2 separate regions of the Homo sapiens genome follow, and region 1 is linked to region 2. A link is a loop called in an ENCODE intact Hi-C map of the cell type or tissue named here. Cell type or tissue: psoas muscle. All regions are shown on one strand. Each heading gives the region's core, and the rest is flanking DNA. Links, peaks and the distances in the headings are about the cores only.

Region 1 (15,393 bases), core at 6,834-14,833, 92 kb before region 2:
TTGATTCTTTTCTGAGGCCCCTGCAGGGTTTTGCAAATAGTGAGTGACACTCAAGAGATGTTTTGGAGTTATGCAGCAAGTCAGAAACGTGGAGCTTATCCTGCTTGAGTCCTAATGTGCTCATTTCACTTGGGCAGGGGGCGCAGGGACACAGAAGGGTGGAGACCTGGGTCCTGCTATGTGGCTGTGATCAAGCCTGGGTCTTGAATAACACCCGGGTACTGAGCATTGCTGAACTCATGCCTGAACTCCCAGGGCACTTTCCCCGGGCACCCTATGTTAGGCTCTGCAGTCTCGTCTGTGGTCTGAGGCAGTCACCCTGGTGGGAAGATGGAAGCGTGGAGGTGGCAGTCAGAGTGCGCTGAGCAAGGGCTTTTGTGTGTTTGACCCTCGGAGAAGCAGAGCTAAAATTAGGTCTTCCAGCTGTGTGCAGGTGTGAAGCCCCACCCCCTTACCTACCCCCAACCAGGATCTCAGAATTATTCCCATCCTCTCCCTCCTCCAGCCCCAGTTACTCCACAGGCACAGGATGAAATGTCCTACCTCTGGTGATGCCCGGATAGAAAGATCTACCCAAATGTCCTTCAAGGCTGCAGGGGTGGGGGCAGTGACAGGCAGTGACCTTAAGTTTGCTGAGCCTCCCTAGCACCTTTGAGGTCTTGGTGCAACCGGGGCCCAACTGGCTCCTTCTTAGACCACCAGACAGGATGATGTTTTGGTTCCCTCCCTGCACACATGAAGGGACCCTGGCTTCTCCCACTAGCCTCTTGATTGATGTGCTCTGTGCCCCTACTCTGCCCACCACTTCAGAGAGAGCCTTTGACCCCTCGCCACCCATCACCATTCAGACACAGATGGAAGAGAGCTAGTCTGGGGGCAGAGATGGAAGAGCCCTGCCCTGGGGGGTCTTATCCAAGGCAGGTGGAGCCCAGGATGATATGATTTGATTGTGCTCTCTCTCCCTGCATGAGGCTAGAATAGGAACAGACTGGCCCTCCTCAGGGATAAATGTGCCCCTCACTCCTCCTTCACTATGGCCCTTGGAACCCTGCTCTCAGGGGTTCCCCAGCTGAGGCTCATACTCTTTCATGTTCTGGTCTGGGGTGAGAACCTGCCTTCTACTTCTGGCTCCTCGGTGTACCTGCGATAGGATCTTAGTTAAGTAGCCGCTCCTCACTCTTCAGTTCCTTTATCTGTAAAGTGAGGGGTTGGGGCTAGACAGTGTCCAGCATCCCTCCTCTTTGGTGTCTCTTAATTGTCCAGGGCAGAGCAATCCTTGGAGCAAGGCAGCCTGCTGCGGTGGTTTGCAGAAGAGGCACAGTGGGGCGGGCTGGAGGCCGCAGGGGCAGAGTGGGCCGAGGGCCTCTGATGAGGTGTGAATGAGGGAGGCAGAGCAGGGCTGGTGTGGACAGCCCTGTCCCAGCCCTATCTCCCGTCTGCGACACCCTCTCCACACCCCAGTGCTGATAAGCGGGTGTGAGCCACGGCCGCCTTGTGACAGGCCCTTCGGCAGGGAGGGTGATGGTGGGGGTCCACTCCACTTCTGAATTCAGACGTCAGCATCTTTTTCCCCCAACCCCCATTGCCCTGTCAGACTAGACAGGCCCTAGCAACCAGGCACCCTCCCTGACAGTCCCTGGCTTGGAGATTTGTTTCTGCTCCATGTGGCCTCAGCCTTCTCAGAGATGGTAGGAGACAGACCTCCCTCAGTCCTTTCTGGCAAAGTGCCAAGGAGGATGACCACCTCCCACCCCCATCAGGCCCGTTCCTGCAGTGACTGCTGATGCTGGGGCCTGGCACACACAGTGCTTCTTATCACTGGGCAAACTTCAATGGCTGATCCTTTTGTCTCCTCTCCTCACCCCATCTCCTCTATCGCTGTGACCATCAGCTTCCAGTCTTCCCCCTCCAGCTCCCTAGCTTTTGGGCCATTTCTGTGTCTGGGCCCACCTCTTTCCTCTAAGGCCACTGTTCACCAGAAGGCTGTGCCAGAAACCTCTTATTTCTGGATTCACTGGGATGGGGTGGAGGGAACGGAAAAGTCTTGGAGAAAGAGAGACAGAAACTTGGAGCTCTAGGGAAGGGGAAGGAGAAGACAAATAGGACCAAGCCAGAGGCTATAGGAAACCCTTCAGGGTGGAGGGTCTTGGCCCAGGTGTCTAGCCCCTAGGCTCTATGGCACTGAACTCTGAACTTCCTTCCATGCTCTAAAAGGCTCTCTTCTGTGTTCAGATCTGAAGACTATTTTGATTAGCAGGCTGCATCCATACTGCTCCGGGCAGTCCCACTGTATGTGTCTGTGGGGAAGGGTGTGCCTGTCCTCCTGTGTGCATTCCTGTCTATGGGTTCCATTCTCAGCCTCTGCATAGCTTAGGAGGCATCAGAGCATCCTGAGAGCACAGACTTGAGCCAGGCTTATTAGCCTGGGGTCATATCTTTGCCATCTTAACCAGGTGGGGGAGCTACAGCAAGTAGCGTAACTGCCCTGTGCCTTGGTTTCCCCATCTGTAAAATGAAGATGACAACATGGATGATAGATAATACCATATACCTTGTAGAACTGTTATAAGTACCAAATGAGCTAAAATAAGTAACGTGTTTTAAACCGTATCGGGTACAATGTAATTATTGGCCATTAGTAATATTTTTGTAAATTTTATTTTAATATAATTTCAAACTTAGATACGGAAAAGTTGCAAGAAATTCCCATATGCCCTTTATGCAGATTCAGCAATTGTTTATATTTTGCACATTTATTTTATCATTCTCTCTTTCCTCATATATATGTGTGTGCTTATGATGTACTCTGTATTCGTATCTACCATATATAGTATATATACACATACGCACATGCACACACATATTTTTTTCAGAGTCACGTGAGAATAAGTTGAATACATCATGCCTTTTTTGCCCTAAATACTTGTGTGTTTTGGTAAGGACAAGGATATTCTCTTACAAAACCATAGTATAGTTATTAAAATCAGAAAATCTAACATTGGTCTAATACTGTTATTGAATCCACAGTCCACGTGTATATTTCATCAGTTGTCTCATCATATCTTCTTTCTTTCTATTTCTTTCTTTCTTTCTTTCTTTTTTGAGATGGAGTCTTACTCTGCTGCCCAGGCTGGAGTGCAGTGGTGTGATCCTGGCTCATTGCAACCTCTGCCTTCTGGGTTCAAGCGATTCTCCTGCCTCAGCCTCCCAAGTAGCTGGGATTACAGGCATGCACCACCACAACCAGCTAATTTTTATATTTTTAGTAGAGATGGGGTTTCACCATGTTGGCCAGGCTGGTCTCGAACCCCTGGCCTCAGATGATTCACCCACCTCTGCCTCCCAAAGTACAGGCGTGAACTACCAAGCCTGGCCTATTTCTATTTCTTTTTCCTGTTCCAGGGCCACTCATTGTATTCAGTTTCCATGTCTCTTTCACCTCCTTTAATCTGGGAGAGTTCCTCAGCCTTTCTTTGTGTTTCTTGAATTTGACAATTTTGAAGCGTGCAGGCCAGTTATTTGAAGAATGATGTTGCTCAAATCCTGTTGGATGCGTCCTCATTATGACTTTCAGGTGATGTGTTTTGGGGATGATTGCTGAAGGTGATGTGTCTTTCTCAGAGTCTTACATCAGGAGGCACATTATGTCAACTTTTCCACTTGTTAGTGATATTATCTTTGATCACTTAGTTTAAGTGGTGTCTGTTCCCCCTCCTGTAGAATTACTATTTTCTCTTTCTAAGTAATAAGTAATTGTGGGGAGATAGTTTGAGACTATATTCCTCATCAAACTTATACCCACTAGTTTTTGCCCACTAATAATTTTTTACACCATCATTACTTCTAAACTTACTAGTTGGCCCATTCATACTGGCTCCTGTGTCTTTTGACATTTATCTTCATCCGTCTTTAAGCACTTTTTTGCTTTCTGGCACAATAAGATGTTCCAGGTTTTCTGGTGTTTTCCTGGCTCTAGCCCTGAATCAGCCATTTCATCAAGGAGCCCTGGTTCCTTTTAATGGAGAATGATATTTAGAAACCAAGATTTGGGTGCTGTAGGTGCTCATTCATATGGTGTGTTATTGCTTCCAGTTGGTCCTTTTTATTATCCATTCATTTGGATACAATGGTGAGGGCGCCACTGAAGAAAGTGTGGCTTAGGGATGGAAAGGGGGAAAGGAGCCAGATGACCTAGGTAGAGACTCCCCTCTCCCCCTCTAGCTCTCCAGGTCTTCCCCACTTTCTCTTTCCTCCCTTTCCCTCTTCATCATGACCTCATTTCCCTTTTCTTGATCAAAATTCCTCTGGAGATTCCAGCTGTGGGAACCTCTGAAACCACTTCTGCAGCTACACGTGTGATACCAGAGGCAGACAACTATGTGACCTTTGTGTGTGAAAAGCCAAAGGCAAAGACAATTTATGAGAAAGTTTTTGCTGAGAACAATCTGGTGACAGGGTGATTGGGGAAGACACATTTGGAAGATTTCCACCTGGACGTGTTCCTTTTCCCTGCCTGAAAAGCACTCAGAGCAGAGCCTGTGTGGAGGCTGGGATAGGGTGCTGTGGGAGGTCTGTTCTCCAGATAAGCCTCTTCAAGGCTCTGGGGACCAACGAGGAGGATTTAAGTGCCTGGTGAAGTCCACTCTCTGTGTCCACAAGTCACAGAGACAGTTTAAAATGAAATAACTGGAGTTCAATGAAAGCCACTTAAATAGCTTTCTTAGTTATGTAAATGTAGGGTGAAGAATGAGTGGCCTTGGTCCCCCACCTGGAGTTAGTTTATTGTTTTGAGACTAGATCCAAAGCCTCCTCTCCCTGAGATCTCTGGTATGCAAAGCTGGTCCCTGGAGGAAGCGCATCAGTTGACAGAGGGAGCCCAGAATCTCTGTGAGGGAAGAAAACACTATCCAACTGCTGCTCCTGGGATTTGAAGTGAAGAGAATTTGTTGGGATGAAGTGAGGTGGCCACAATAAAGGCGCTGGGCCATGGGGCTTCTGAAATGAGATTAATATGAGGAACACCTGAGTCTAGGGTGGTGCCCGGGGCTTACAACAAGAACCCACCTGTGTTTCCTGGGGTAAGGCTGTCCTTAGCATAGTGTGAGGCTAACTGCTGGGAGCTCTGGAGACTCTGCCATGCTGACATTGTGCCTGTGCTCCTGGCCAGGGACTGCCACCTAGATATGAGTCACAGTGGGGGGCCCCTGGGCTCCAGTTGACTTTGAGGAGTGATACTGTCCCTGTGAGGACGCTATGAGTGTCCTCAATAGTGATGTGGTAGTGCTGGTCAGACCCACAATCCCTATTTTCCTTGTTTTTTTGTGTGTTTTTTTTTGTTTTTTTTTTTTAAACACGAAAAAACAAACAAACAAAAACCTCAGAAAGTGAAAATCCCTAAAGGGAGGGACTGGACGTGTCATGTAAATTCTTGATTGGTTAACAGAAGAAATTAAAAGTGGATTGAGGGCACCTTTGTGCTCTGTGCCCAAGGGAAAGTTCAAACAGCTGCATTCACAGATACCAGAGACGCCAGTGTCTTCACCATCACCAGCGACGTGTGGGTGCTGCCTCAACAGGTATTGGGAACTTGCTCTTGTTTACAGCTTGGCTCCTCATGGTAGCTGTAGGAGGCAGGATCTGGGTGGATGGGACCTGGGATTCATTCTTAGAATAGGTCCCCAAATGGTCATCCATTTTGCTTGCCGAGGGCTCTGTGGGGCAGACGTAGGAGGCCTGAGGGGCTGCCTGGGAGGTGATCTGAGGAAGCCTCTTATGGCACTTTCATGGCTCTCCTAGCCAGAGACCAGAGACACCTCCTCTCCCACTTCTGAGCGCTCCATCTACCAATTTTGCATCCGAAATAGCTCCCAAGCTTCTCATTCTCTACTATCCCCATCCTGGTCCAAGCCACCCTCATCTCTCCCTATAGAGATCACCTGACTGGTTATTCTCCCTCATTGCACTTTGTACTCCCCTACCCCGCCATATAGTTTTGTAACTATAAACAGCCTTGTTTGTGGATTTGGAGGTGAATACCTGTTTTCCTAACTTGATTGTGAGCTACATGAGGACAGGGACCTTGTCTGGTTTTATCTATAAGATGCTCAATGTGTGGTTGCTAAACAAAGAGTGGACAGACGCCTCGGTTTCCCCAGCTGGTCCCTATGTAGGCTGATCTCACTTGATGGGAGTGAGTGAGTGAGGAAGGGGACCCTCTGGTTCTGGAGCCTCTCATCTGGCCCTGCTGCTCAGTATTCATTGATCCTTCAAATGTCAGTGTGTCCACAGGAGAGAAAGGGTGGCAGGTAGGGCTGGCAGAAGGCAGATGTGTGGCTTTATAGTGATCCTATGCTTGGGGCTGGGTGGGTTTCAGCTGGGGTGTGGGAGCAGAGAAATTGGCTTTGGGAGGCTCTGTGATGGGGGCCTTGCAGCAGGTGGGTGGTGAGGGCAGCATGGAGGTGGTGGCTGGCCTGGAAGGGAGGAGGACACTGGGTGGCTGGGGTGCCAAGAGAGTCCTGGTGGGGGCTGGTAGCTGGGAAGGCTGGGCAGGGCTGCCCGCAATCAAGAGGGTGACAATGAGTATGAAGAGTATGCTTAGTGGAAGTGAAGGCCTGGGAGGCTGGGAGGACCAGAGGTTCGTCTCCCCCAGCCGCGCCCTTGCTCCTTGCTCTCATCTTCCTCACCCTTCCTGCACCCTGGCCGCTTGGGACCTCCTCTTCTCCCTGATCTGGTCTTTCAGAAATCTCTGGCCTCTAACCTCTATAACCCCTTCCTCTCCCAGCCTCCCAGCCCTGTCCACTCCCCGAGTCACATCCCCACCAGCCCTCCTGCCCTGCCTGCAGCCTGGGCCCTGCTGAGCTGCCGTGCCCTTCTCTCATCACCTCCTCCTCGCTCCCTGTGGCACCTTGGCACCAGCCCCAGATCTGTGTGCACTGATTTCCCAACATTCCTGTCCTCCTTCCCACCCCACTGCCCCAAAGGGAGGGGCTCAAGGACTTGAGACGCTTCCCTTGGGGGGCCCAGCTTTCCCCCAGAGTCAGGGAGGGATGAAGGCAGGGCTGCTGGAGGGCTGGGCCCGCAGACCTGTGGAGCTGCCTAGTGGGAGGTAGAGGGCTGGAGTGGGAGAGCATGCGGAGCCACCGTGGGGGCAGGAGATGCAGCCCTGCAAGGCCACACTGCTCTCCCCAGCTTCCCACTGTCTATTGGTCTTGCCTGGTGTCACCTGCCCTTCCCAGCTCTGCCTCTGACTTCTGCATCTCCCCTGATCCTTTCAGTTTCTCATGGTCCTTCTTATGGGTGATTAAGGAGTTGGGCCCTAGGCCATTTCTGGAAGGCAGGAGTTGGAGGTGAGCTTCCTGTTGCCTTGTGTGTGTAACTCTAGAGTCCCGTAGGTGGGTGGCTGCTGGACGTGCCCTGGGAGGGGAAAGGGACCTGTAAGGGTGTGTCCATAAACAGAGCGATTCTAGAACTCAGGGATGCTACTGTGGACAGGACTTAGAGATTGTTCAGCCCCCACCCTCTTCCACAACCATTTATAGATGAAAACATTGGGCTTTAAGAGGGAAATAGGATTGACATGAACGAGTCACGTAGGGGTTAGTAATCATCATCACTGTCATCATACTAGACATTTATTAAGTGCTTACTATATTTGAGGGATCATTGTAAATTCTTTACAAATCTTAATTTTCATAGTCCTCACACTACCCTGGGAAGCAGCTGTTGTTATTTTCCCCATTTTACAGACAAGGGAACAGAGACTGGAACAGTGAGGTCAGTTTCCCCAGATCACACAGAAAGCCTGTGTCAGAGCAGTGGAAGTTTATCACACACAGGGAGGCTTGCTCCTTCCAATGATGATGTAAGCGTATAAGCATTGTTGAGAGCTCTTTAAAACAGTGGCAGACATTTCACCAAAGAAGATAGAGGAATAGCCAATAAGCACATGGAAAGATGCTCACATTATGGGCACGGTGGTGCATGCCTATAATCCTAGCACTTTGGGAGGCCGAGGCAGGAGGACTGCTTGAGCCCAGGAGTTTGAGACGAGCTTGGGCAACATAGCAACACCCCCATCTCTACAACATTTTTTTTTTAAATAGCTCATGCCTGTAGTCCCAGCTACTCAGGAGCCTCAGGTGGGAGGATCGCTTGAGTCTGGGAGTTCAAGGTTACAGTGAGCTATGATTGTGCCACTGCACTCCAGCCTGGGTGACAGAGTGAAACCCCATCTCTTAAAGAAGAAAAAGACATGCTCAACATCATTAGTCATCAGGGAAACCCAAATTAAAATTACAAGATACACCTACTCAAATGGCTAAAGTTAAAGGAAAAATAAGGCTGGAAATAATAAATGCTGGCATGGATATACAGCAACTGGAACTCTCATTGCTGATTGAAAAGCAAACAAATGCTTTGGAAAACATTTTGACAATTTCATATAAAGTTAAACATACACTATTAATATAACTCTGAAATTCAATTCCTAGGTCTTTACCCAAGAGATAAAAACATAGCCAGGTGTGGTGGCTTACGCCTATAATCCCAGCATGCCTGGGAGGCTGAGGCAGGCAGATCACTTGAGCTCAGGATTTCGAGACCAGCCTGCGCAACATGGTAAAACCCTGTCTCTACCAGAAATACAAAAAAATTATTTGGTATGTTGGTACATGTCTGTAGTCCCAGCTACTTGGGAGACTGAGGTGGGAGGATTGCTTGAGACTGGGAAGATGAGGTTGCAGTGAGTAGAGGTCATGCCAATGCACTCTAGTCTGAGTGACAGAGTGAGACTCTGTCTCAAACAAACAAACAAACAAAATCCAAAACACATAAGCCCACACAAACATCTATATACAAATGTTCATGGCAGCTTTATTCACAATAGCAAAAAATGGTAAACAACTCAAATGTCCATCAACTATTGAATGGAAAACTAACTGTGGTATGCTCATATAATGGGATACTGTTCAACAATAAAAAGGAACAACTGATACAGACAATGACATGGATGGATTTCTAATGCATTATGCTAAGTGAAAGCAGCCAGGCACCCAAGGCTACAAACGAAAATTCCTGCACTTATATGGACTCTCCAGAAAAGGCAAATCTATAGGAACAGAAAATCGATCAGTGATTGCCAGGAACAGCAGACTGACCATGAAGGAGATGAGACAACTTCTTGATGTGATGGAAATATTGTATATCTTAATTATGGTGATGGCTGTACTGCTTAAACATTTGTCAAAACTCATCAAACTGTGCATTTAAGAAGGGTGCCTTTTATTGTATATAAGTTATACTTTCCTAAAACTGATTAAAAAATAAAAACAATGGGCTGGGAAAGGGAAGAAAATAGGATGGTCATGGTCATCCTTATTGCAAAAGTGACCTCTAAGACTTGGAAGAGGAAGCAGGGGAGCTAGGGCTGATCCCTGGGGGAAGAGCATTCCAGGTGGGAGGGAACAGCCAGTGCTTCAGTGCCAGGCCAGGACATGCTTGGCCTGCTCAGGAACCTGTAAGGAGTCGGTGTTGCTGAAGTGGAGCAAGAGGCCGGCCGTAGCGGGGCTCAGACAGGCAAATGGGCAAGGGATGGATCAGGGCTGGGTAAGGGCTGGGTAAAGGCTTTTCCTCTGGGTGAGATGAGGCTGCTAGAGGGCTTTCAGTGAGCGTGATCCGACTTGATTTTAATAGGACCACGCTGGCTGCTGTGTTGAGAGCCCGCTGGGGACAAGGACCAGTGAGGAGGCCACTGCAAGAATCCAGGAGAGAGATGATGGCGGCTCAGACCAGCGCAGTGGCCTGGTTGAACTTGGGATATATTTCGAAGGTAGAGCCAACAGGATTTCCGGCCGGATTGGATGTAGGGTGTGAGAAACAGAGAGGAGGCAAGGATGACGTCAAGGGTTTTGGCCTGAGCAGCTGGAAATCCAGCCGGGCACCCCCGTGGGGGCTGTTGAGTGGTTTTAACTGTCTCCTGGGGCCTGTGGGTGAAGCTGAGACAGAGACCGAAGGGAGGGGCTGAGCCCTACCCCTGGCTCTGTGGCTCAGGGAATAGGCTGCACATACTGATTATTCCATTACCCTTTATTTATTGGCCTTATTGGCTTTTGTCATTTCCTTGTCTCCTGTCTGGAGTGACAGCTATAAATGTGATAGATTGATACAGGATACAGGAGCCCCAATTATCTCTCTTAAACCGGCTTCTCTTAAACAGGGAGGGCTCTCGGGCAAGCTGTCCCTGCCCTCTGCCTTCTTTGCCACAAGTCCTACAGTCTTCCTTACAGAAGTGGCCTGGTTCTGCCAGGGGGGGAGCGATGCCTGGGAGGATGAGTGGCAGACATGGGCCCCAAGGGGAGATGGCTCCCAGGACAAATACTGGAGGCAAGTTCGGCCCCCTGGCCAGTCGCACCAAGGATCCCAGTGCACACTCCCTGATGCTCTGCCTCACACAGAGGCCAGCACAGAGTGGGGCAGGCGGGAAGACAGGACATACTGCTGGCTGCTCAGCCCACATCCGGGGAAGGGGGCTCCACTCTGACCTTGCATGCCTTTCTGGAATCCGAGCCGGCCTGTCTGTCCACAGAGGCTGGGATGATGGGGCTTTTCTCTCCGGCAGCAGGTGCCTGGCAGCTGCCCGGGGATGCCAGCTCCGTGAGCTGGCATGGGAGGAAGTGCTTGTCAGGATGGTCATTACACGTGCTGGGCTCAGGCTGGCCTGGCCCCGACCCCTGCCACTCAGGCTGGCTTGGGATACCCACATGAGGATGGCGCTTCCTGAAGGGACCCTGGGGTCCCTCTGGGATGCCCTCGGATGGAGCTTGGCAACTGCCAGCCTTTAAGTATCATTTCTGAACTAAGTTCCTCACCCATCCTCTCTGCTTGACTCTTCTCTGGCCTGTCTGCCTACCTCTGTCCCTGGGAAAGTCCTGAGGGCCCTGGCCCAAGGAGGTTTGGGACAGGAAGCCTGACATTCATTCTCGGGATTTGAGGCATCTCCCTGTGCCCCTCCTCATCCTTGACAGACTGACTACAGCCTCTGTGCCTTGCATGTGCACAAGTGCATGGTGAATCCACACGTGTTTATCTGGCAAGAATTTCAAATGGTCCTGTGTCTGACCTCCTTCCAGAAAAACAGAGTGGAAGGTGGGACTGCTGGTGAGAAAAGGGGCAGGAAACTTGAGGGGACAAGAAGGGTTCAAACGGAGGAGCAGGTCCAGGGGAACTCAGCAGAGAGTGAATTGGCTGATCAATCAGTTTGTTTCTTCTGCAAACATTCCCAGCTCCTTATCTGTGCCAGGTGCTGGGGCAGGGGCTGAAGACTGTGTTATGAACAAACAGGTCTGGCCTGGCCTTGCACAGCCCTTAGACTCACAGGTGGGCTGCACAGTAAGTGTGCTTAGAGCAATGGTGGGGTGCAAAGGTACCGTGCCAGCACACACAGACTCTCAGAAGCAGCCAGGGGCAGGAGACGCTAGTTCCTGCTGTTCCTCTGAGCCCATCAGTGGCTGCCCTTTGGCATCTTTGCCACCACACCCTTGCCTCACTCTCAGTTGCTGTCCCCAGTTGCTGTCTCTGCCTGTAGGAGTGCCTGGGCTTCTGTCTCCCTGGCCCCTCCCAACCTCCTGGGCTTTGAGTCTCGTGGCCATCAGGGCTGATATCGGAGGAGCTCCTGGCACGGGGGTAGGGAAGCTGCCAACACTGCTGTGGCCCCCAGGGTGAGAGCTGACGTCTGTCCAGGAGCATCTCTCTCCCTGCCAAGGGCTGAGATCTCTGGGCTGCATGCTTTCCCGCTGACACAGGAGCCAGCATCCGTCACTCACAGGGCCACCCGCTGCCTGGACCCCAGCCTCACCCCAGAGTGACCCAGTGACAGCTGCAGCCTTGCTGCAAGCACAGGCCTCCTCTCCCTGCCTCAGCCACTTCCCAGGCTCACTCACTCCTTCCAGGTGAACCCACCCACATCCCAGGCCAGGTGAGGGCCCACCTCAGGCAGCCAGGGAAGACCCCACCCAAGGGGCCGAGAAGCGTGGGCTCCAAGCCTTGGTTTCAAGAACAATGCGGGAAGCTGCCCGCTGGCCCAGACCAAGGTGGTAGTTAGGATCCCTGGAGCTTGTGAGAAAGACCTGACTCCCCTCACAGCCTCACAGTGGGGTCCCAGCCTCCAGCTTCCCTCCTTTCCTCACACATAATAGTCATTGAGTTACCACCATGTGCCAGCCACTGAGCTAGTCCCGGGATGCAGTACTGAGTAAAGCAGACATAGACTCTGTTCTTGTGCTGCTTTTAAGTTTTTTTCACTGAGGTTCCTAGTAAGAAGTTTATTTTCTATCACTCACCAGGATACACACATGGGCACTCACCCACATTTTATATAGAGCTGAATCAACAGTTTCTCCAAACAACACTCACTCTTACCACATGGGATATACTGCTATTTTAAATTCTGATATTCTTTTTAAAAAAAAAAAAACAAAAAAAAACTGGACATAGTCTGCCATTTGAAAAGCTCTCGTGTGGCTGGGGAAAGATGATTAGCCCAGTGGTGAATGGACTATCCCTGCCCCGGTGTGGACCAAGGAACCAATATCAGAGGTTTCAGGGCACCGAACCACATGCCTCTCCTATGAAGTTGGTTTACAAGGGAAATAAATGGCGCCACCCACTTGGGCCCCTAGTCACATCAAGGATATAAAAAGGGGTCTGAGAGAGTGGAGGGCTGCGGGACCCTGGGAGTCAGTTTCTTCGGAGAGAGCTGCTGCTGTGCTGTTTCCAGGACCCCAGCCTTCCCTTGCAGGAGGTTCTGGCAAGGCTTGTGGCAGGCACATACCACCTTCTAACTCTGGGCAGGCCAAGGGGGCTTCCAGAACTTCTCAGAGAGCTTTAAGATGTTGGAGACACAGAGAACTGGGCCTCCAGGATCCAAGAAAGCTCAAGTGGATGAGCGAGTGTGATCTGACTCCCGCCCTGGGAACCCAGAGGAAGGGTTGCAGGCCAGCTGCACTGGGGGTGGCTGCAGAGGGCACTGCTGTCAGGGCATGACCCCACCCAGAGTAGGTGGGGCAAGTGCTCCAACTGTTTCTTATGGGCCAGAGGTGGGCAGGCGAAGAGAGAGCCAGTGTGCACCACTGTGACAGGGCCACCTGGAGGGACAAGGGGTCTTGCCAGGAAGGGCTAGGCTCATGGTTCCCATGGGCAAAGGAAGACATCATAAGGGGGTACCCAGAAGAGAGAGCCCACAAAAATGCCTTGTGTGAGAGCATCCCTAACCATCTGCCTGGCCTGGGGAGGAGAAGCCACCAGCCACCCTGTCTCTGACAAGTCATGGGATCGAATGCTCTCCTGGCCTGGCTGAGTCTGTGTTTATAACACAAACTGACTGATTAGGTAAAATAACCTAAGACTGAGCTGCAAAGCTACAGGATCTGCCCGGGTTTTCTCCAGGGCCAGGGAAGATGATCGCCACTGAATAAAGCTAAAGAGACAGGAAGGGACAGAGACAAAGGCTGGGTTATATTACATCAGGGATTGTGTTTGTTCACATAATGACTTTGCAGGTATTTGCAAGGAGTGTGGAGGGCTGTGGCAGGGAAGCATCAAGAGTGGGGCACATGGTGGGGAGGGGACCGGGCTGTGTCAGGGGAGGTTCCCAGAGGAAGGGGCATTCAGGGAGGTCTGAAGGCTGAGTGGAAAGGAGAAGAGTGTTCTGGCAAGGCTGGGAGGAGGAGGAGCCTGGAGCCTTTGAGGGGTTGGAAGAGATGCTGTTACAGAGGTTGGCAGGACTGGGGAGACCTCTGAGGGGTTTGCCTTGATCCTGAGGCAATAGAAAGCCACTGTGCAGTCTTATCCAGAGGGTAATTATCTTGGATGAAAATATCACTCTGGTAGCTGAGTGGAGAAGAGTTTGGAATGGATGAGGTTAGAGGAAGGAGCTTCCCTGGTGGCCTCCATGAGGCGATATGCTGGCCTCACCCAAGGAAGGGACAATAAGATGGAGCCAAAAGGTGGGATTTGAAAGACACGAAGGAGGTGGAGCCAATGGGGCTTGGACCAGGTGAGGGGTGAGAGGTGAGGGCTGCATGCGGCTGAGGATGGATTTGTGGGACCACCTTCACAGATAGGCTCAGGGTGAGGCAGAGGAGCTCAGAGTTGGCTGGGCTGGGCCTGAAAGCTCTGGAGATGTCCAAAGTAAGCAGCTGAATCTGCTGGCCTGGGGATCCAAGGAGAGACCTGGCCTCAGGAAAAGATCAAGACTCTTCAAAGCCATAGGAGGGGAAAAGAACGTGTTTTCCACTCTTTCTGGGAGAGAGCACAGGGCCTAAAGAACTTGAACATTAGTCAGACACCAGAGGATGTTCTGCCAGGGGAGGCTGAAAAGGCACAGTCAATAAGATGGGAGGAGACACAGGCAACAAAATAAAAAATAGACAATGGAGTTCATGAAAATTAAAGTTTTGTGCATCCCAAGACATTATCAACAGAGTAAAAAGGCAACCCACAGAATGGGGAAAAATATGTGCAAATCATATATGTGATAAAGAATTAATATCCAGAATATATAGAGAACTTCTAAAAGTCAACGACAAAGAAAACAACCAAATTCAAAGGACCTGAATAGACGTTTCTCCAAAGAAGAAATACAAATGACGAATAAGCACATGAAAAGATATTCAGCATAACTGATCATTAGGGAAATGCAGATCAAAACTACAATGAGGCCGGGCACAGTGGCTCACACCTGTAATCCCAGCACTTTGGGAGGCCAAAGTGGGCAGATCACCTGAGGTCAGGAGTTCGAGACCAGCCTGGCCAAGATGGTGAAACCCCATCTCTACTAAAAACACAAAAATTAGCTGGTGGTGGCTGGTGCCTGTAGTTCCAGCTACTCGGGAAGCTGAGGCAGGAGAATCACTTGAACCGGGGAGGTGGAGGTTGCAGTGAGCTGAGATCGTGCCATTGCACTCTAGCCTGGGCGACAGAGTGGGACTCCATCTCAAAAAACAAAAAGCAAACAAACAAACAAAAAAACTACAATGAGATACCATCTCAGACAGATTAGGATGACTGCTATTTGAAAAAAACAGAAAATAACAAGAGTTGATGAGGATGTAGACAAACTGGAACCCTTGTGCTGTGGGAGACAGTATGGCAGTTCCTAAAAAAATTAAAAATAAAATTGCCATATGAAACAGCAATTCCACTTCTGGGTACCTACCCAAAAGAATTCAAGGCAAGGTCTCAGATATTTGTGCACTCATGTTCACAGTAGCATTATTTACAATAGCTAAAATGTGGAAGCAACGGAAGTGTCCCTCAGTGGGTGAGAGGACAAGCAAAATACATACAATGGAATATTATTCAGCCTTAAAAAGGATGTAAATTCTGAAAATTTATGAA
Region 2 (14,317 bases), core at 9-8,008:
AGAGGGGCTGAGGGAGGAGAGGGGGAAGGGAGGCTGCCAGCACATTTGGCAGGTCAGTAGACTCACTGCCTTGCCCATGGGTGGAGGTGAGGGAGATCTCAGGGGAATGTCCGGTTGGTTGAGATTTAGTTTCAAAATTATAGTCACAAAAAGAAGGGAGCTTTTACAGTCCTTGCCCAGCTGTTGTCACAGCAGAGGCTCAGCAGACCTGGGAATGCCTCCTCCCTCCCCTTCTCCCTTAGCTGACCCCTCCTCACCCTGCATGGGGTCCCTGCCAGGCCCACTGGGAGGGAGGGCGTGATAGGGAAGCTGCGTCAGCAGGAAGGACTTACGGGTGAGGAGAAGGGAAAACGAAAATGCAGAAGCAGTCCCCTGAGAGAGCTTTTCTTGGGACCCTGTCTCCTGGAGTCCAGGACAAATGTCAGCCCCATCCCACAGGACACAGCCTACTGCCTCCCTCCAGAGGATCATGAACAGTGCAATGCAACCCCTCCCTGAGCTTCTGGAAGATCCTTTCTACACAGCACAATGGGGCACAGGAGCGGACAATGAGAGCCAAATGCTGAGACACATGCACATCAGGTGCCCAAGCAGCCCTTGAGGACAGCAGTGCCTCCCCACCTGCCCCGGTGTGTGGTGGTCACAGCTCTGTGGCCTCACGGAGGTCTAGGGGAATGTCACAACCTGACATTCCCCTGAGACCTCCCTCACCTCCACCCATGGGCAAGGCAGTGAGTCCACTATTCTGCCGAATGAGCTGGTGGGACAAGGTTCTACCCAATCTGGTCTGGGGAGACAAGCTGACCAGATAGATTAGGACCAAAAGTTCTGTTGTGGTGCCTCCATTGCCTTGTGGGGCTGCAGGCAGCGTGGCCAGGGATCAACAAGTGGAAACAGAAAGTGAGAGGCCGGAATCATCCCTGGAGCTGCTGTTCAAGCATTCCCAGACCCAAGGACAGAAGAGATGGTGTCCCTGATCTCTCACAGGCTCAGCTGCCACCAGCCCCCAAAAGCCCAGTCCAGTCTTGACCTCAACCTCAGTCAGGTCCACCTGCCGTGGAGCCTGCCTGTCCCAGCTAACTTCAGCCTAATCGCCACTCATCCTCTCCCCATAAGCTTGACTCACACTACCAGCTGTGGCCTTAACCCTAACCCCAATTCCTACTTCCATCTCCGACCAACCATGACCTAGGCCCGCCCACCTTGACTAAGCCCACCTTCCAGCCTCATTCTGACTCCAGCTATGGCCCCAACCTGGCCTGCACTCCACTGGAGTCACTTGAACCAAGGGAAAGTTCAGCTGGGGGCTTGGGAGCAGGACCAAGTTCAAGGCCTCCTCCCCCACCTGTTTATGTGGACTGGGTGGGCTTTTACTTCACATGCACAACCACTCACGTATCCAATGCATGCATGCACACCCAAAGACACGGCCCAGGCTCATCCCCAGGCTCTTGGTCTTAAACCACAGTCACACACTCTTGTAGTCACATTTTCTCACTGGCCACACCAGCCCTGTCTGACCCCCATGAGCTTCCTCAGCCTGGTGCTGACTGCAGTACTGTGCCTGGCCACTGTCTTCCTCATACTCAGCCTTCTGGGAAAAATACCTCCCCCAAATTCAAATCCACCTTCCTCTGGAAGTAAGGCCCAGAAGTGTGGGTAGCTTGGAGACCAAGCCTCTGCAGGAGCTCTGTGTGTGGTGGGGATGGGGCACAAATGGGCCTGAGATCTGGAGGAGGGAGGCCAGGGCAGGGAATTTGGACAGGGGCAGTTACCTCTTGGGTCGGAGCCATGCTAGGAGGAAGCCCAAGTCTCCCTGCCCTAGCAGACAAAAGCCACTTCCCTTCCCTATGATCAGAAGGGACAATGGCAGAACATCACACGCCACCCTCCCCCAAAAATCCCCCAGTGATCACTGCCCTCTCCATCCCTTTCAGACTTTCCACTGGCCTTCTTGGTCCCATTGCCAGCCCTCAAAGCTCAGGGAACTGCTGCTGTGGCCGTGGCCTGAGCCAGCCAGCATAGCCATGCATAGTTCGTGGGTGTGGGGACTACATGCTGTCCCCATTAAGGAGAAAGGACCACAGGCTATGCTCTGTGGCCCAAACTCAGGCAGGGCCCAAACGCAGGCCAGAACTTGGGGCTTGACTCCAATTCACACACACACCACACAACGGGGAGGAGTCCTTCAGGGGTAAAAATCTAACCACACGTAATTCCCAAAGAAGGACATCACAGGAGGCGTGTTTTCCCTGAGGCTACCCTCTCTTCTTCATTACACCAAACCAGCATCTCAGGCTGCATAATTCCTGTTTTTATTCCAGAATTCCAAAATTAAGGTGATTGGAATATAGATCACCAGTGACTCATTTCCCCAGAGCCTCATGAGCCACCCTAAATAGAGCCCCATATGGAGGCCAGGCCCTCTTCCCCCTCTGCTCCATTGACAAGGGAGTTGCACAGAAGGGTAGGCAGGGCTGGAGGTGGGTGGTAGTCACCTTTTGGGTGCTATAGAAGGGGTCCAGGTCCTCCAGGGGCTCTCCGATGAGCTCTTGGGGTGGATTGCCATAGAGATCTGGCAGCTTTTTGGAGGCCTGCAGGTCCAGCTGGGGCCGGGGAGCCTCCTCCTCGGGCAGCCCCTCTCGGCTCTCCTGCAAGGTGGTTGAGCCGCGGGCTTGCTTCTCTGCCATGCGCTTCTCGATGGCTGCCAGGGACTCCCGTGTGAACCTGCGGAAGCTGCTGGTGCCCCGAGGTAATAGGAAGTTTGCCATCTTCTCATCCTGCTTCTGGGCACAGGCTCTCCTCACGTTGCCTGTGGGGAAGCTGGAAGACACAGACAATGGGCCTGATTCTATGCCCAGGGACAGAGAGCAGGGTGGGCAGACCTCCTGGGGGTGGCTGTGCTGGTGGAGGGAGGGACACCATTTGCAGAGAGGCTCCAGACCCCAGGATGCCAACAACTCCACAGGCACACCTGGGCAACACTGGCCTGGGTAAACCCAAAGCCCCCCCAGGCTACGAGGCACACATGTAGACAGGCAGCAGGGTCACCTCCCCTTTCCTCTCCTAACAAGCATGTCTGAATTCAAGCAGGCAAGAGTGACTGTGTCATCCAAGCACCTTCTTTTTGCCCCATTCCACACAACAGGAAACACTTACATCTTTTGGTTTCTTAACTGTCATCACTTGAGACATTTCTCAGCTTGGAGTTGTCATCCAGATGTTGGCACCCTAGTGTACACAGCTGTGGTGGAGCCCCTGCAGAGAGGCTCCCAAGGAAATCCCCAGGGTGCAGAAACCTTCCGAAACAATCTGGCTCAAAAAATGGGCAATGCCTCCCTTGCCCATCTGAGCTATTTCCCTTCCTTGGAAAGGTCAAAATTACCCTGGCACTTTAGGTAACCCGAAGATAACTCTGCCTTCCATCTCCCCCATCCCCTTTAAAAATACATACATGCTTACAGATTTTGTAATAACCAAATAAAATTCTAGCAATAAATTGAATCATACTGCAAAAAGAAAAATGGGAAGAGCTGATGGAGTATCTCTGGCTCCTCACACTGCTCCTTGCTCCCCTCCTCCCAAATGTGAACAAATGAATGCTGATCCCAAGTGACAGCAGAACCGGAAAACAGTGACCACTCATCAGCGAGGACATCCAGCCGGCACAGGCATGTGATGCCAAACCGGGAGAATGTGGCCCCTGGTGGCCTCAAACAATCCAGAACCTGGTGTGAACACACTCTGCCTATGACACCGAGGCAGAAGAATGCAGTCCCAACTGCCCCACCAAAACAGGATGTGGTCGGAGCAGCTCCTGACTGTGACACCAAGCCGGGAGGCTGCATCGCTAATGACCACATCAAACCAGGGAATGGTGGGCACCCGTTCAAGAGGGCACGGTGGACACCTGTTGGACATCTCTGCCAGAACAGAATCCTTTCCCCTCACGAGGGTCAGCTTTGCCTTGATCTTACTTCTGCAAAACATGTCACCGATGACCCCAACGAGCTGCTGCCGTACCAACCCCTGCACATGGCCAGCAAACGGCCTGGACTTTGGGGCCGCAGCCCTGAACCCTGAATTGCTGTGAAGCAGGCACCTGGCCAAAAGACAGGTAAATAGTGAGCAAACACAACACACTCAGGCCTCAAAAGGGCGCCGCTCGTCCCTGGGGAAGTGTGGATTGAGATTTGTGAAGGGAGGCAGGACAGAGGTCCCAGGACCCGCACGTTAAGAGGCACTCTGTGTCTTTTTCTTGTTTCATTCAAGTAAAGTTAAAGAAACATCTTTGTTAAAAATAGCAGGTGAGGGAGTAGGTTTCTACTCTATAAAAGCATTTCCCTGTCTCCCTTCCATGTTTGAGTGAACAGACATCTGTAACACTCATCAATGCATGTGAGTGAGGACTTTTTTTTCTTAGCTCATGGATATTTGGGTAATTTTAAACTATTTTCTTTATACTTGTCTTCATTGCTTGAATTCTTTAAAATCAGCTTGCATTATTTTTACAGAAACAATAAAACTCATTTGTCCTTTTATTTTAAAAATTAAAAAAAAAAACAGTCTGGATGACAGCAGCTTCTTACAGGGCAACCCTCTCCACTGTGAGCAATCAGTTCCATAAATTGGGAAGCCACCTCTTTTGCTTGGACTTAATTTCTAAAAACAGTGTTCTCTGTCTCACTGTATCCATCTGTGTCCATATGCCTGCAAGGGTTGTGGGGACACATGCACGCCCATGGATCTGCAGAGGCTCACTGGTACACACTGGCAAGGGTTTGTGTGTGTGTGAGAGAGACAGAGTGTGCGTGTGCGGGTGCAAGCTTACACCTGCACATACGTCTGTTCTAGTAAAGGTGTGTTTTTAATTTGTATTAAATAAAGGATTCATGCAGTTACATGCACATAAGTGTACAGATGGAAGAATTTCCACAAACGGAACACACCTGGTAACCAGCACCCAGAGAGAGAGATAAAATGCTCCCAGTCTCTCAGACTTAGGCTGCCCTCCAGTCACTAAATACCCTCCTTTGCCCAGGGAATCACTCTCCTCACTGCTAATGGCATAGACCAGTTTTGCCTGTCTGTGTATTAATAGTTCAGGGGCCCTTCTTAACAGACTCGGTGAAGGGGTGGTGGAGAGATTTAGGGGAGAAACCGCATCTCCTTCTCATTAACCTCTAATTCAAATTTAGCATTTCCTTGAATTGTGAATGTAGGCAACAAAGCAGAAATTGTGACCAAAAGAAACTGCAGCTATTTCCCTGTCATGTTACAGTTGCTGCTGGCCTCTCAAATAACATTAATACTCATCACGACTTCAAAATTATAGCACTTAGATTTGCTGCTAGATCTTAATATTTAAAACATGAATAAAGACATATACTACTCTATCAAAAGTTGGTTTCTGTGTTCCGATAGCTGTATTTCAATATAGTTGGTTTCCTTTTTAATCCTATGTGTTTTATTTTGTCTCAAAATATGTGCTTCTGAGATGGGCTTCGCTCAACTGGTAGAGAAAGGTTAAGACCCTGGCTTGGTCCTTGCTCAGGTGCTGACCCTGGGGTCCCCTCCTCTGCACCTCAGCTCCTCATCTCTAAAGAAGGATGAGGCAAGCCTCCAAGTCCTTTCTGGGATTCTATAATGCTCTTACCGTGAGTGGTTTCAGCCACTCCCCTGGCCTCTGGCTCTGACTTACCTGAACTTTGTGTCATTTCTGGGTGTGGATTGGGACCCCAGTCTGCCCCACCCTTGGACCTGAGAAATTCCATTCTGAGTCTTGCAGTGGCCCTGTGGGATGGACAAAGACCAGAGAGGCAGATGTCCTACGTCCAAGCACTTCCATACCCTCTCCAGTCTTCTCCATCCAAGGCCTGGTGAAGAAGCCCTAGGTCCTAAGAAGGATCCTATCCCAGCTGGCCTCCAGCAGAGCATCCACTCGCTCGGGGCCCTGGCCTGGGAGGGGTATAGTCTGCCCAAGGGAGCTGCTGAAACCAGATTCCAGATGAAGCTCTCTGCTGCAGCAGCCGGGCAGCCTCATTTTCCAAAGTAAACCTACCAAGAGTGTCCTTTGTCTCTGGGGCCCCCAGGCTGCTCCTGGTGGGCGGGTGGGATCCGCTTTCTCCCTTATTCTCCCACCACCTGCACCTGGCTCTGGCCCTGCCCTTCCTTTAGCAGCTCAGGGCCCACGCCCTGCTGTGGCCAAGCCTGGCTGAGTCCTGCCTGCAGGGCTTCCGGTGCTGCCAGGGTGAGGAGGGCTCAGGGGTGGTCTGAGGATGCTCTGGGCTCAGGTTCAGCCACACCCCTCAGGCCTAGGATGTCAGGCCTGCAGATTTCAGAACCCATCCCCTGGCTGTGGAAGGTTGTAGGGGAAAATAGGTAAGCAGGGGCCCCTGGTGTTGGTCTCACATAGCCCCAGAGTTTGGGGAGGCTGGACCTGGCTTGATTGTAAGACCACAGTCGCTCATCCCCTAGATGCTAGCACCTCATGATTCTCCACCCCCCACCAGGACAGCTGCTCCATCTGCATCAGCTTGGCCATCTGCAGCAGCCCTACCGCAGCTCATCAGGCTGGGACCGCTCCATCCGGCTATGCACTCTTCCGGGGCCAGGCTTCCCTGTCCTTTGGGCTTCACTCTAGAGCCCCACCCCCAACTCCATCCTGCCCCAGGTTCATCAGCTTCTGGAACTGGATGCATCCCTCCCTGCATCCGGAAGGCTCCTGAGAGCTCATGATGGGAGCAGACTGTGAATCTTCCTTTCCAGACTGGCTCCTCCTGACACCCTTTCTTCTGGCACTGGCCACAAGTTCCCAACCCTCACCCAACATCACTGCCCTGGGACAGGCCTCCTTGCCCCTGCTTGGACCATGGCAGTGCCTCCCTCTTTCCTTCTATCCCACACATGCAGCCCCCTGCTCCTAGATTTAGACATTCTCCAAAATTCTGTGTGCCCTGAGTGATGCCAGAGTCACCTCCTGCTCTCCTCCCCACTCTACCTCCTCCAGGACACCTCTTCTGACTGCCCACCCACCCACACTGACTCCTTCCTCTGTGCCCCCTCACCCAGCTCTGGCCCCTTCCTGGCCTCTGCTGGTTACTGACAGGCCCTGTAGTATGTGTATTCACATCAAGGTAGAGATGCTGCACAAGGAGAATATTAACTGTTCACACCAGAAACTAGACCCCCCTGCACTGTTTTCTCAACTGGCTTTCCTGAAGGAGGGTTTTCTGAATGCAAAGGCACATAGCTGGTGCTCAATCAGCAATGGTGACACTGCTATGACAGGACACAATAGCCAGGCAGGTAGAGAGCAGCTGTAGGCACTGTCTGAAGTGGGAGATGGATGTGGGGGGAACTACTTGTCCCGGTTTACATGGGACTTTCCTCATTTTGGCAGTAAAATTTCTGCACCTTGGGATACCCCCCAGTCCTGGACAAATCAGGTTACCCTGGGGAGCCTCCCCTCTCCTTGCAGCCCCTCCCTACTCACTCCCCTCCCTGATCGCAAAGGAAGGCACACTTCAACCTCCTGAGTCACGTCTGGCATTTTGGTCTCCTTGGAATCGGAGCCTCTGGAACACAGCATGCAAATAATATTCTTTGCCATGTAAATTTATGCAAAGCATTGTGTGGAAGTGGTTCCCAGGCTTCCTAGAAAATCCCTGTGGGCTTCCTCCACTCTGTGCTCCTCTCTCCTGCCCTGCAGTTGGGGTGACCTCGGGCTGGAGCACCCAGCACCTAGGGTTTGCAGTCTCACCAAACCCAGAACACAGTGCAGCTTTGCCCGGCGACAGGGCACTCGCCTTCTGCCTGCCCCTCAGTGCTAAAGAAGAGGCTCAGGAAGAGGGTGTGGGTGCCCTCAAAACAGGAGCTCACTCCCCATAGGTGGAGGTCAGGACTCCCTGATCACACTCTGATCATACTCCACAAATGAGCACAGGGCCCCTGCTCTCTACCCTGGCTGACAGGACTCCCTCCAAAGACGAGTCTGGGTGCTCCTGGCCTGGCAAGACCAGGGACAGGAGAATGGGACTAGATGTAGCTTGACAAGCTGTAACTTCACCCCAGTCATCCACAGGCCCCCAAATGTGGAGATGACAGCCAGGAACCTCGCTCACTCCAGGCTTCCTTGCTTGGAGTCACCCATCAGAACTTCTAGCCCTGCTTGTAAGGCAACTGCATTTTTTCCTTGAGAACATGTCAACCCATCAACACCTCACAGACTCATTTTATTAATTGAATGATTCAGTGAACATTTAATCAGCACCCATTGTGTACATGGTCCTAAAAATGACTACACAGAATACTTTTCTTCCCAAAGTGATGGATCCCAAATCAACAAGAGATAATGAGGGGATGAGGAAGAGTCATCAGTAAAGAGAGTCTGTGGTGGCTGGCAAGGAAATTCACCCAGATTTGCTGACATTGGCAACAAGAAATGCCCTGAGCCAGAGAACCAGGCCTTGCATCCACCTCTGCCTCCCCGCCTGGCCTCCCACCTCACCCTCTTGAAGATTTCCTGTTCCTAGGGATAAGGAAGTGGTTAGGGCTGTGCTTGGAAGCCAGCTCACCTGAGTGAATCTGGGCCCTGGCCATGCATTTGTCTTGTGTCTTTGGGCAGATTGATTGATGTTTCTCTACCTCAGTTTTCCCATTCGTAAAATGGGGTTAATAATAATATCTATTTTACAGGGCTGCTGTGAAACATAAATGTATTGATATTTGCACATGCTTGACACACAGAAAGTGCCAAATGAATTTAGTTGGTATTGTGGTTATTGTTGTTATTATTATTCTTATGAGAGATCAAGCTCAGAAGGCCTCCTTGTTGCCCACACCAGCCCTCCCTGCCTGGGCTGGCTCTTTCCCTCCTCTCTGTATTCCTGACACACTTGAATTCCCATCCTTACTTCAGCACAGGATGGAGTAGTTTACTTGCACGCCTGCCTCCCTCCTGGATTTTTGTCCTGGTCTCCCAAAGCAGGGACTGGTGAATGAAGGAATGAAAGAATGAGGGAGTGTGAGATTAACCTTCCTCTTGCCTGGATAGACACTCACACTGTGACTTAGTCCCTTTTCTAGACCTCAGTTTTTCCAACCCCAGGCACTGGACTAAGGACCACCCCAGCAGCATCACATGCTCATTCTGTGCCCTGCACTGCACTTAGTGCAGTTCGTGGATCACCTTACTTCATCCTTGCAACAATCCTAGGAAGACGGGGGTTATTAGCCTCGCTTTACAGATGGGAAATCTGACTGTAGGAGAGATGAAGTGAGCCCCTGTCTGTATGAAGCCAGGCCTGTGAGCCTACCCATTGCACCACATTGCCTCCTACCTCTGCGTGCAGAGAGTGGGATAAAAGCTCATGGCTTGCCTATGGCCCATCTGCCTGGACTGTGTCTGTGACCCCCACTTCAAGGCTAAGAGTCAGCCCTGTCAGCCTCATCTGAGCCTGGTTCTCCCTCTATGCAGCCCAGATGCTCCCAGGGAGACCTAGCCGATTTCTGCCCATGCCCGAAGAGTCAGCAGTTTTCCTGGCAGAAGCGATTCCCCAGCAGTTTTTCTCTCCAGCTCAAGCACTGTCCAACAACAGGGTGGCCACTCATTCACTGCATGTGGCTACCAAGTGCTTGGAATGTGGCTACTGTGGACTGAGTTGTGCTATTGTAAAGTCACATCCATTTTGCAGGCTTAGTACAATAAGGAATGTTGACTATTTCGTTAATAACTTTTAATATTGATTACAAGTTAAACAGATAATATTTGATAGTAGTATACTGGATTAAATAAAATGTGTTCAAGTTAATTTCACGTTTTTTTAGTTTAAAAAATGTGGCTGTTAGAAAATTTAAAATTGCATATGTGGCTTGCATTTGTGACTCATATTATATTTCTGTTGGATGGCACTGGCATCAAGTTCCAGCCACCAGGCCCTAAGCCCTTAAAAAAATTCTACCTGAGGCCGGGCACAGTGGCTCATGCCTGTAATCCCAGCACTTTGGGAGGCCGGGGCAGGTGGATCACCTGAGGTCAGGAGTTCGACACCAGCCTGGCCAACATGGTGAAACCCCATTTCTACTAAACATACAAAAAGCTAGCTGGGCGTGGTGGCAGGCACCTGTAATCCCAGCTACCAGGAGGCTGAGGCAGGAAAATTGCTTGAACTCGGGAGGCAGAGGTTGCAGTGAGCGGAGATTGCACCACTGCACTGCACTCCAGCTTGGGCGACAGAGCGACACTCTGTCTCGGGCAAGGGTGGGCGTGGGGAAGACTTCTACCTGCTTTGGGGGTGGGGCTGGGGGCGGGGGCCTCAGGGAAGGATTGAAAGAGCATTGTCCCCCGCAGACCAGAAAGTGCCCATCCTGGTTTCTGGCAGTGGCTGTGGGTGGTTGTGGAGGCTCAAGCCACAGGTTGGGATGGTGGGGGATGTAAGTGGGAGAGATCGACAGTAAGTTTCAGACCATCCCTCCCGCCCAGGCAATTGTCTGCACAGTCTCGGCTCTCCCGGGCTAACAGCTTGGACAAAGGCTCAGTGGGGGTGCCAGCTGGTGCTGGTGGCCTGTGCTTTCAGGTCCTTGCTCCCAGATCAAAGGCACATTGGTCCGTCCTTGCACGGGGCCTCAGCTAACCAGCTCCCCACAGGCTCCGCTCCTTTGAGGCTGCATAGGCATTAACCCTGTCCAGTCTGGAGCCCAGTTCTGGGGGAGATGGGAGAGTCTGAGGAGCCTGTCATTCTCTACTCTTAATCTCCGCCTCCAGCGATCTTGCTAAGTCCTGAAGAATCATCCCCATCCCTCCTGGAGGTGGAGGAGAACACACCCACCCTGAAGCCAGGGAATGCCCTCATTTACATACATTTACATCTCATTTATTCCAACACCCAGGCTGAAGCCGAGGCTAATTCAGCTGACAGGAAAACCCCACCCGCTTTAGCTCTGCTGCTCTGCTGAAGTGATTCCCCAGGCAGGGATGAAATGAAATGGGGGTGCCTGAGACCGGGTCCTCCTCCAGAGGTGGGAGCTGAGGAAGAGTGGGCTCTTCGGCCTGAGCCCTGAATTTTGCCCACCTCCCAAGGACAAACTGGCCTGGGGGTAGCCACTCTCTTCACTGAAAGGTGGGTGGCCCTGCTTTTTTCTTCATAGCCCTTCCCCACAGTAAGGATGGGGGCCGGGGGCTTGGCAGCAGCTTATTCAACCCATCGACTGTTCATCAGTGTCTGGGTGCCAGGCCAGGGGAACTGCAAAAGGCCCAGGTCATTCAGGTACCCCCTCCAAAGTGCATAGGGCACCCCCCTACCCCAGGCCCGAGTCTTCTTTGTCAGCCCCTTTACACATGCCCAGGTCCATCCACAGGGTATCTAGAATATGCTGAGTGGCACTTCGCTGTCAGCCAAGGCAGCACTGCCCCTGGCCCTGGGTCTCCAGGGTGGGGACCTGGATGGTCTAATACCCTGAAACCACAGAGACCCAGAGTTGGAGTGCCAGCTTAGTCACCCAGGGGCATTCCACCCCGGACCCCAGACCATCTCTGTGTAAACACACATGGTATACATAATCAGGCCAGAAAGGTGCCCACATGTGGCCCAGGAAACACCGTCATGGCACACAGGTGCCCGAGACAGCAATCAGCGTTCTAAGTCTCTTTCTAGCTCAATTCCTTCCAACTCATTTTTCTCAATACTTGAGCTGAAAAAAAGCTTCACAGAGGAACTGTGCACTGATGCCATGGCAACTGAGGCATTTATGGGGCACCTACTGTGTGCACCAAGAGAGATGGAAACCTCGGAGGCCCACCTCTAGGGTCTCTTAGTGTCCAGAGGGAAATAAGCCAATCAACCAATACACTAAATTTATGCCACAAAAGTGTCCATGATGTATTATAGCCAAATGTGCAACCCTTTTTTCTTAATATTCTTTCATACTGAGGTACTCTTTAAACACAAGAAAATGCTTTAAGTATACAGTTGGATGAGTTTTGACAAATGCATACACCTGTGTGAGTGCCACTCCAATAAGACAGCAAACATCCCCTCACCCCAGAAAGTCCCACTATTCCTTTCAGTCAACTGCTCTGATTTCTATCACCTAGGTTGGTTTTGCCTGTTCTGGAACTTCATGCATATGGAATTCTACCTTATGGGCTCTTCTGTGTCAGGCTGTTTTTACTCAACACGATGTTTGAGATTTTTACCTTTTATTTGTTGGCGAGTGTGATCTAAGCTCCCTGTGTAATGCACTGTGAATACAAGTCACCCATCTGGGGACGTGTCCTTAATTTGATCATAAAAGGCGAGGACTGGAAGGGACCTGAAGTCCAGCTATCTCTGGGGACCATAGACCCCAAGGGATCCTTAGGGAGTTGTTATCTCTCCTTCCCTCGGACTTCCTGAAACAGAAGCTCAGCAATTAGACATCTAATAGGCACCTAGGCTCCGCAAGCAAGTGGGGGCTTTCCTTGGGTTTCCAGTTTTGCTGGCAACTAGCTGTCGCTTTATTTAACTGGCAGTCTGTGCTGCATCTGACCCAGCACAGTGGTGAGGCTGTCGCTGCAAATGGCCGGCTGAGCTCCCGTGTCTTCTTCTGACCACGTCTATGAGCAGAACATGAGGAACAGAGGCTGGGGTGGGTGGTCTCTGGCCCTCAGCCTCCTTGTACCCCACACCAGCTGGTGTCCCTTGAGTGGAGCCCTGGGCTCAGTACAGAATGAATGCGGGGCTGGGGTTCTTCCTAGGAGCATGCCCAGAGGCAGCAGAGCTGCGCAGCCAAGGGCGGGCACCTTGGCTCTGAGGGGCTTGTCTGGGCCACTTTCCTGCGCTTGGCCCAGGTCGATGAGGCTGGGGCTTTGATGGCCAGGCAGGGTGCACTGATTGGGCTTGGCTGGTCCCACCCATGGTCTGATTTTTCCCCCATCTTAGATCATTTGGGGTACCTCCCAGCCAAGCCTGAGTGTAGGGGGATGGCTAATGTAGCTTGAGTACCCTGAGAACTGATTTGGTGCCTGAAGCCAGATTACCTCTCTCTGCTCTGCCAACTCTTTGAAAGCGGCCTCTTGCCTTGCACAGGCCTTCGAGGAATCAATACCTACCAGAACGGCATTTACCTTTCTCCTGGTGCCAGGAGAAGCCTCTCTCCTGTTCAAAATCCATTCCCAGAAACCACGGGGGCTCCCTGGGCAAGGGTAAGGGTGAAGTCCTGTCTGAGCTCTGCCCACTTCCCCGTGTGACCTTGAGCCTATGGGGCAGCCAGCACCAGCCTTGGCCACCCAGGGCTGTTAGGAGGCCAAGGAAAGCCCTTGGTGATGATGACAGGGGTTTCTGAGTGGACAAGAGACCCTCCTGGGCACACAGAGATGCTGCGAGAGCAGCTCCATCCCTCCACTCTGCTAATACCTCTGTGGGGACATGACTTTCCATTGCCTCCCTAGGAGATTTAAACAGAAGAAGAAACTGAAGAGGAGAGAAAGAACTGAAGCCTCAGTGCATAGACATTCTCTCCTGACAACAGGCCCAGTCACATGATCTGGGCATTCACCTCTCTGAATTCTGTGCATCCTCTGTGGAGGGGTACCAGTCCCACCTGTTCCAGGCAGTCTCGCCTGGCTGCTCTGGGCCACAATGACCTCCCACCAGGGAAGCTCAGCCCCTAAGTTCAACCTTACATTCTTCCTGTCCTGGGCGGATCTCTCCCTGGCCCTCTGAGGCGAACCTAGGAGGTCTTAAGAATTTTCACTGTCCTTTTCTGCCCCTCCAGAATAGTAAACAGAGTGAGGAATGGACAAGAGAGGTTGAGAAACTGTTCTATCAGACTCTGGCTTCGCAAATCACAACTAAATTTTATGTTGGACTTGGGGCATACCAGGTACCCCTTGGGGAAATGAAGTTGCAGGGGGAGGCTGTGGGTACCAAGCTCCCCAGCCCATGGCTGTGGCTCTTCAGGGAAGACAAGTGACGGCAGGCGGGGTGGAGAAGGTAAGATAAGTGTTAAAGAATTGATGTCAGATGGCCTCAGTGTTGTGCCAGGGGTGGTGCCTACCTCCACAAAGCCTGGTCCTGGGACTGTCCCCACACTGGGGCTCCCAGGCTCTGAGAATTGATGTGGGGTCTCTATAAATAGCGTCATTCCATATTGATCATCTTAAAAAGACACGGTATGTTCTAGGCCCACGGATAGGAGAGTTGTGTCTAAAAATAGTCTCATCCCCAGGAACCGCTGCCAGCCTGAGGCGAGTGGTGTAAGCTGTGCATAGCCGAATGGGCAGTCTGAAGGGGTGGGTCAGAAACAGAGGCACAGAACCTCTCCATCCCTACCCTAT

What was found. Peaks named below come from ENCODE experiments on the same cell type or tissue, not always from the same donor. Only the 100,000 strongest peaks of a DNase experiment are listed, where the experiment ranks them.
Region 1: it touches region 2 in a loop (2.5-fold over the local background); 6 of 110 quality-filtered maps call a loop at or near these places.

Annotation. Positions count from the first base shown.
Region 1 is chr3:38,532,077-38,547,469 of GRCh38, forward strand. No RefSeq gene overlaps it. Among named protein-coding and RNA genes, the nearest start is that of EXOG, 43 kb to the left of the region's middle. RefSeq lists enhancers at 1-2,465, 10,038-10,574, 10,591-13,177, 11,316-11,817. In psoas muscle, for the core only: no CTCF peak of the experiment used is centred there; DNase peaks (open chromatin) are centred at 10,625 and 11,692; H3K4me3 peaks cover 333 bases; H3K27ac peaks cover 3,071 bases.
Region 2 is chr3:38,630,537-38,644,853 of GRCh38, forward strand. SCN5A (sodium voltage-gated channel alpha subunit 5) reads right to left here. Exons shown (of 28, transcript NM_000335.5): 2 at 2,499-2,823. The coding sequence starts at 2,771. Among named protein-coding and RNA genes, the nearest start is that of SCN5A, 12 kb to the right of the region's middle. RefSeq lists enhancers at 10,272-11,015, 12,193-12,703, 12,704-13,212. In psoas muscle, for the core only: no CTCF peak of the experiment used is centred there; a DNase peak (open chromatin) is centred at 3,843; H3K27ac peaks cover 349 bases; H3K27me3 peaks cover 1,320 bases.